Linked DNA regions of Homo sapiens: region 1 is linked to region 2. A link is a contact called in ENCODE POLR2A ChIA-PET data. All regions are on one chromosome and are shown on one strand. Each heading gives the region's core, a stretch centred on a gene start or an enhancer-like site at or near the end of the contact. The rest is flanking DNA. Distances are from core to core; before and after follow the strand shown. Region 1 has its middle 12 kb from the start of MAP2K2. Region 2 holds the start of DIRAS1 (DIRAS family GTPase 1).

The links. ChIA-PET counts read pairs that join two places held with the same protein, here RNA polymerase II (POLR2A).
Region 1: POLR2A ChIA-PET joins it to region 2 with 12 read pairs in AG04450. The contact joins the enhancer-like site here to the promoter of DIRAS1 in region 2. POLR2A ChIA-PET finds 5 or more read pairs at or near these places in 2 of 52 experiments (AG04450 and H1).

What each region holds. Positions count from the first base shown.
Region 1 is chr19:4,134,691-4,138,044 of GRCh38, reverse strand. No RefSeq gene overlaps it. Among named protein-coding and RNA genes, the nearest start is that of MAP2K2, 12 kb to the right of the region's middle. Within about 2 kb of position 1,309, at least 2 of the 41 ENCODE cell types and tissues checked have a DNase peak (open chromatin) inside an H3K27ac peak, as active enhancers do.
Region 2 is chr19:2,719,933-2,723,191 of GRCh38, reverse strand. It overlaps DIRAS1 (DIRAS family GTPase 1), which reads left to right and starts at 1,820. Exons shown (of 2, transcript NM_145173.4): 1 at 1,820-1,888.

The DNA.
Region 1 (3,354 bases), core at 60-2,559, 1.4 Mb before region 2:
TTTATGGCCGGGGCATGGTGGCTCCCGCCTGTAATCCCAGCACTTTGAGGGGCTGAGGTGAGAGGATTGCTTGAGCACAGGAGTTCAAGATCAGCCTAGGCAACACAGGGAGTCCCTGTCTCTACAAAAAATTTAAAAATTAGCCAGGCATGGTGGGAAGTGCCCGTAGTCCAGGCTACTCAGGGGCTTGAGGTGGGAGGATCACCAGAGCCAAGGAGTTGGAAGCTGCGGTGAGCTATGACTGCACCACCGCACTCCAGCCTGGGTGCCAGGTGAGATCCTGTCTCTAAAAAATTTGTTTTAAATTATTTTATTGCCAGCATAATAGGTCACGCCTATAACCTCAGCACTTTAGGAGGCCAAGGTGACAAGATAGCTTGAGCCCAGGAGTTTGAGATCAGCCTGGGAAACAAAGTGAAACCTGTCTCTACAAAAAGTTTAAAAATTAGCAGGGCATGGTGGCACATGCCTGTGGTCTCAGCTACTTGGGAGGCTAAGGTGAGAGGATCACTTAAGCCCAGGAATTAGAGGCCGTGGTGAGCTATGATCATGCCACTGCACTCCAATTTGAGTGACAGACACCCTGTCTTTCTAAAAAAAGAAAAGTGAAGGCCGGGCGCGGTGGCTCATGCCTGTAATCCCAGCACTTGGGAGGCCGAGGTGGGCAGATCACGAGGTCAGGAGATCGAGACCATCCTGGTTAACATGGTGAAACCCCGTCTCTACTAAAAACACAAAAAATTAGCCGGGCGTGGTGGCGGATGCCTGTAGTCCCAGCTACTCGGGAGGCTGAGGCAGAAGAATGGCGTGAACCCGGGAGGCGGAGCTTGCAGTGAGCCGAGATTGCACCACTGCACTCCAGCCTGGGTGACAGAGTGAGACTCCGTCTCAAAAAAAAAAAAAAAAAGAAAAGAAAAGAAAAAAAGAAAAGTGGAAACTGAGGCTCAGAGGGTTGAAATGAGTTTCTCAAGACCCCATGTTTCTGCGAGATTCCCTATTTACCAAATTCTCCAAACAGGACCTCAAATTCCTCACAGGAAGTGCAGAGATCACATTGACAAATCAATAATTCCATAAATTGCATGTCAGAGAGAGCGCTGCACACACCCATTTGATCTTGCTAAGCCTGGGAAATTTTTAATTGCCCCTGTTTAAAAAAAAAAAAGTCATTGCACTTTCTAGAACCTTGGGTTTGGAACTTTGCTCAGAGTGATTTCGACATGTTGTGAAAACCTCATTTTAACTTTATCTTTCTTCCAGGCATTTCACTTCAATCAGAACTTGGTAAGGCCGGGCGCGGTGGCTCACGCCTGTAATCCTAGCAATTTGGGAGGTGGAGGTGGGCGGATCACCTGAGGTCAGGAGTTTGAGACCAGCCTGGCCAACATGGCGAAACCCCATCTCTACTAAAAATACAAAGATTAGCCGGGTTTGGTGGCACATGCCTGTAATCTCAGCTGCTCGGGAGGCTGAGGCAGGAGAATCGCTTGAACCCAGGAGGCAGAGGTTGCAATGAGCCGAGATCATGCCACTGCACTCCAGCCTGGGCAACAGAGCGAGACTCTATCTCAAAATATAATAATAATAAAAATAAATAAATAAATCATGGGAAAGCGAAAAAATACATTTTATGTGTTTTCCTTCCCTCCCGCAATTAAACCCCTTTCATTTTCCCATGTTCTCTCGCAGTTCCCATTCATCTGCACAAATCTTTGATTGCAGAGCGATAAAATAAATGTCATCATGAGCATCCATCGGCCAGGACGTGGCACAAAGTCATAAAACAACTCTAGGCTGGGCACAGTGGCTCACTCCTGTAATCCCAGCACTTTAGGAGGCCGAGGCAGGTGCATCACAAGGTCAAGAGATCAAGACCATCCTGGCCAACATGGTGAAACCCTGTCTCTACTAAAAATACAAAAAATTAGCCAGGCGTGGTGGCATGTGCCTGTAGTCCCAGCTACTCGGGAGGCTGAGGCAGGAGAATCACTTGAACCCAGGAGGCGGAGGTTGCAGTGAGCCGAGATTGCGCCACTGCACTCCAGCCTGGCGACAGAGTGAGACTCCATCTCAAAAAAAAAAAAAAAAAGAAAGAAACTCTAGAAACCAGCTGGGTGTGGTGGCTCATGCCTGTCATCCCAGCACTTTGGGAGGCCAAGGCGGGCAGATCACCTGAGGTCAGGAGTTCGAGACAAGCCTGGCCAACATGGTGAAACCCCGTCTCTACTAAAAAAAAAATACAAAAATTAACCGGTTGTGATGGCAGGTGCCTGTAATCCCAGCTACTTGGGAGGCTGAGGCAGGGAGAATCACTCGAACCTGGGAGGCAGAAGTTGCAGTGAGCCGAGATGGCACCACTGCGCTCCAGCCTGAGAGACAGAGTGAGACTCCATCTCAAATTAAAAAAAAAAAAAAAAAGAACTTCACTTGGTCATCAAAAATGTGGATGACTTCTGTGATGAATCACATAATCATTTCTGAATACTGGAAAATATTTCCTTATTCCTTTTTTTTTTTTTTTAAGAGTTTCACTCTTGTTGCCCAGGCTGGAGTGCAATGGCGCTAACTCCGCTCACTGTAACCTCCGCCTCCCGGGTTCAAACCATCCTCCCGTCTCAGCCTCCCGAGTAGCTGGGATTACAGGTGCCCAACACCACTCCCAGCTAATTTTTCTATTTTTAGTAGAGACGAGGTTTCACCATGTTGACCAGGCTGGTCTCAAACTCCTAACCTCAAATGATCCTCCCGCCTCGGCCTCCCAAAGTGCTGGGATTACAGGGGCGAGCCACTGCTCCTGGCCTAATTTTTGCTTGTTTGTTTGTTTGAGACAGAGTCCCGGTCTGTCCCAGGCTGGAGTACAGTGGTGCAATCTCGGCTCACTGCAACCTCCACCTCTCGGGTTCAAGGAACTCCTCTGCCTCAGCCTTCCCAGTAGCTGGGATTACAGGCACCTGCCACCACGCCTAGCTAAATTTTGTATTTTTAGTAGAGACGGGATTTCACCATGTTGCCCAGGCTGGTCTCAAACTCCTGACCTTGTGATCTGCCTGCCTCAACCTCCCAAAGCGCCGGGATTACAGGCGTGAGCCACTGCGCCTGGCCTAATTTGAAATCGTAGCTATTAACCAGCAGTTCCCAAATTTCCCAAAACTTGAACAAATCGGCTCTTGCCCACCAGAAGGAGCTGGCTTTGGCACAGCACTGCTAAGCTTCTCTCAGAGCATCCTGTTTTCCTCCTTGAACACTGCACCCCAGGTTGTTAAGTTAATCAGCTGCAGCTCTGGAAGAAAGCTCAGATTGGTTTCTTCCAAAGTTTCAGATTAGAACTACCCTGGGAGCTCCACCACAGGCTGA
Region 2 (3,259 bases), core at 571-3,070:
GGCCCGACGCCCTGCCCCACGCTGGTGGGTCACTCAGGAGACGAAGGCAGGCAGGCGGACTGGGAAGGGGCAGGGCTGCCGTCTGAGTGCTTGGGTGCCCAGCAGCCCCGTGTAGGTGGGCGCCCTGCCCATGTGTTCCCAGCAACCCTACAGGCGGGCAACAGTGACGTCACTCACAGATGGGGGAACCGATGCTTGAGAAGGCACTTCCCTGCAGGCAGCCATGTAGAGCAGAAGCTGGGATTTGTCTGCCCTCAGGGCTGTCTCCATCTCCTGCTGAGGGCACCCCCAGATGAGGGTCAGGGGCCGGGCCATGCTCTGAGGTGCTCCCGCAGGGCTGGGGTCAGGGTGGGAGGGAGGTGCACGCCAGGAGCACTCAGGCCGGGCCATGGATGCCAGGCTGAGAAGCTGGACCTTGGCCTGGGAGAAGGGAGCCATGGGTGGCGTTAGAGCAGGGGAGGCCCATGTTGCAGTTGGAGCATTGAGTGGCAGAGTGGAAGGAGGGCTGGAGGAAGGGGTCTGGAGGCCAGGAGGGGGAGTGGGGTCAAATCAGGGAGAAATAGAGCTCCTTGAGCCCCAAAGCCGCTTGAACCTCAGTGCCCCAGCCTCAGTGGCAACAGGAGAGGGGACTGAGTGGTCTTGGAGGCAGTGCCAAGTCTCCGCAGAGGCAGATGGGCCCACCTCATCCAGGGCCATGGAAATGGTGGGTCATGGAGAACCCCAGGAGCTGAGGGCCCAAGGGGTTCACCTGCTCACAGGCCTGGTGATGGGGAGCTCACCACCTTCCAGACCAGCCTCTCACCCACTGATGGCTCTGACTCTGGAGAGACCCCTGTGGGTCCCAGAGTTGGCCTCTCCACCAAGGGGCGCCTTCCTCTGACAGCCTTGCGGCCTGGGACTGTCCCGCACCCACCCCTGAGAGCACCTTCTGGCCTGGTCACTAGACCCCAAAGTCCAGTCTCCTCTGGGATCTGCCCGATGAGGCCAAAAGGAACCTCGGCCTCCCGGTCTCCAAAATGGAGGCGGAACCATGGTCTCTTGTGGACACACAGACGCATCAGAAAAGCCAGTGCTCCCCTAAGACACCTCCTGTTGGGGGAACACAAACATTTTCCTAACCGAAAACGGCAAACCCATCCGCTGCAGAGCAGCGCCAGCCCCCTTTGCTCACCCCCCACCTCCCTAGGCCTGACTGCCATGGGCTGCCTCCGCCTCCACAAAACCAGCCCTACAGAGCGCTGAGTCCGCTTCTGCCCCCATCCCGCCCCTGCCCAGGCCCCTGGGATGGGTGGGCCTCCAGGTGCACCCCATTGACCTGAACCCTCCCGCCTCTGCCCGCTTCTAAACCTGTTCATTGATTGTTGATTATCGACTTACTCATTTCACAACGCACCCCTCTGATTCCCCGCCCTGCGTGTGACCGGGCCCCAGCCGGCCTCAGGGGTCCCGTTCTGCACCCCCTTTATCCGCATTTCTGCCAAAGCCCTCCACCCCCGGCTGGACTCTGCTCCTCCCAAGCCGGGCTCCTGGCCCCCACTCGGGGTTCCCCGGGAAGCGGCCCCAGCTCCCACCCCGAGGGAGGGCGCGCGCAGGTGGCTACGTGGCAGGGCGGGGGTCCCGGATCCTGGCGACCTCTCCCACCCCGGGCGCGGGCAGGGGTCCCGCGTGGGGCGGCGGTGACCTTGGCCGGGCGGCGCGCCGGCCCCGTGGGCGCGGGTCCCCGGGGCGGGGCGGGGCGGGGCGGGGCGGGGCGGAGCGCGGGGCCCGGCGGGCGGGGACGGCGCGGGCGCGACTGCGGCGGCTCGGGCGGGCGGGGGGCGGCGGCGCCAGCGGACACCGGAGCGGGCAGGAGCAGCGGCCGCGGCGCCGCAGGGACCAGCGGGCCCAGGTAGGCGGCCCGGGGCGGGGAGGGGGTCCCTGCGCAGCCCCCAGCCGGCCGTCCTCCCCGCCGCGCGTCCCTCCTTTGTCCCGGCCCCAGCCTCCCGGGCCTTGGGGCCGGGCCCTTCCCCGCGTGGCTCCGGGGCCCCTCGCCGGGCGTCCCCCGTCCCTTCCCGCCGGGCCCGGCCGGCCCCTCCGCGCTCACCTTGGACAGCTCCCGGCCGCCTCCCCTCCCCCACCCGGAGGGCGCCCCCCTGCCGAGCCCGCCCCACCGAGGCCCACCCCGCCGCCCCTCTCCGCATTGGTCCCCTCGGGCAGGGCCTCCTCCCTCCTGCAGCCGCCTTCTTCGCCCTCCGCCCCGCTGCCCAGCCAAGCCCCTCCCTCCGCGCCCCCTCCCCGGGGTGGGCTCCTCCTCTCCACCACTGAGGTCCTCCTGAGTCAAGGGTCGCCCCTGGGCTGGCCCCGCACTGTGCCTCTGCGCCCTCGGGCCCCCTAGAGCAGGCCCTTTCTCCATCAAACCCCTCACCGGCCAGGCGGCCCTGGGTCAGACCCCCGCCCCACCCTTGGTCAGGCGTGACCCCCGCTAGACCCCTGGGTCGCGGCTCTCTCTGCTTTCCTGACCCTGAGCTTTGCTTTGACACCCCCGCCCCCACCAACCACGCCGTGCCCGGCCGGGAGCCGGGCTTCAGGGACCCAGGGCTGGGGTAGATTGGCCCTGCCTGGACGTCTGGGGGTGGGCTGCCCCGCACAGGCGGGAAACCCCAGGAGTCTAGCCAAGCAGGGTGGGCTTCCAGCCCCGCTGTGCGCCTCCACCCCCCTGCTCTGTGACCTTGAGCCAGCCCCTCCTGCTCCTGCCTCGGTGCCCACGACCCCCTCCCTCCACCCGCACCCCCCAGGCGGTGGAGGTGGGAAGTGGCGTGGGCTTCGGGGCTGTTGAGTGCAAGCGCCTTTCTGGTCAGGGATTCCAGACCCAGCGGGGAGGACAGTACTGCTCATGGGGGCTGGAGCTTCAGTGCCCGCAGCAAGGCAAAGGCTGGATCTGGGTCCACAGAACCCATGGCCATTAGGACCCCAGGCCGGTCTTGGTGGCGTCTTTCTGCACAGCAGCGTGCCCGCCTCTCAGGGCGCCCACCCAGGAAAGGGCAGGGTCTGCAGCACAGGCCGCCTCCCCCCCACCACCAGCACCCCCAGCCTCCTCCGAATGCCGAGAAATTACTATGCATGTAGTCCACAAACCCGGCAGCCAATCACATGAGTTGGCATTGCCGAGGCGCCCAGAAGTTTGCCTGGCTCATCACAACTGGGGACTGTGTCAGCTGGCGCTTTCATCAGCCTCTTTTCTTTTCCTGGCAAATCTGTTACCCTTGATAATCCAGAAGGT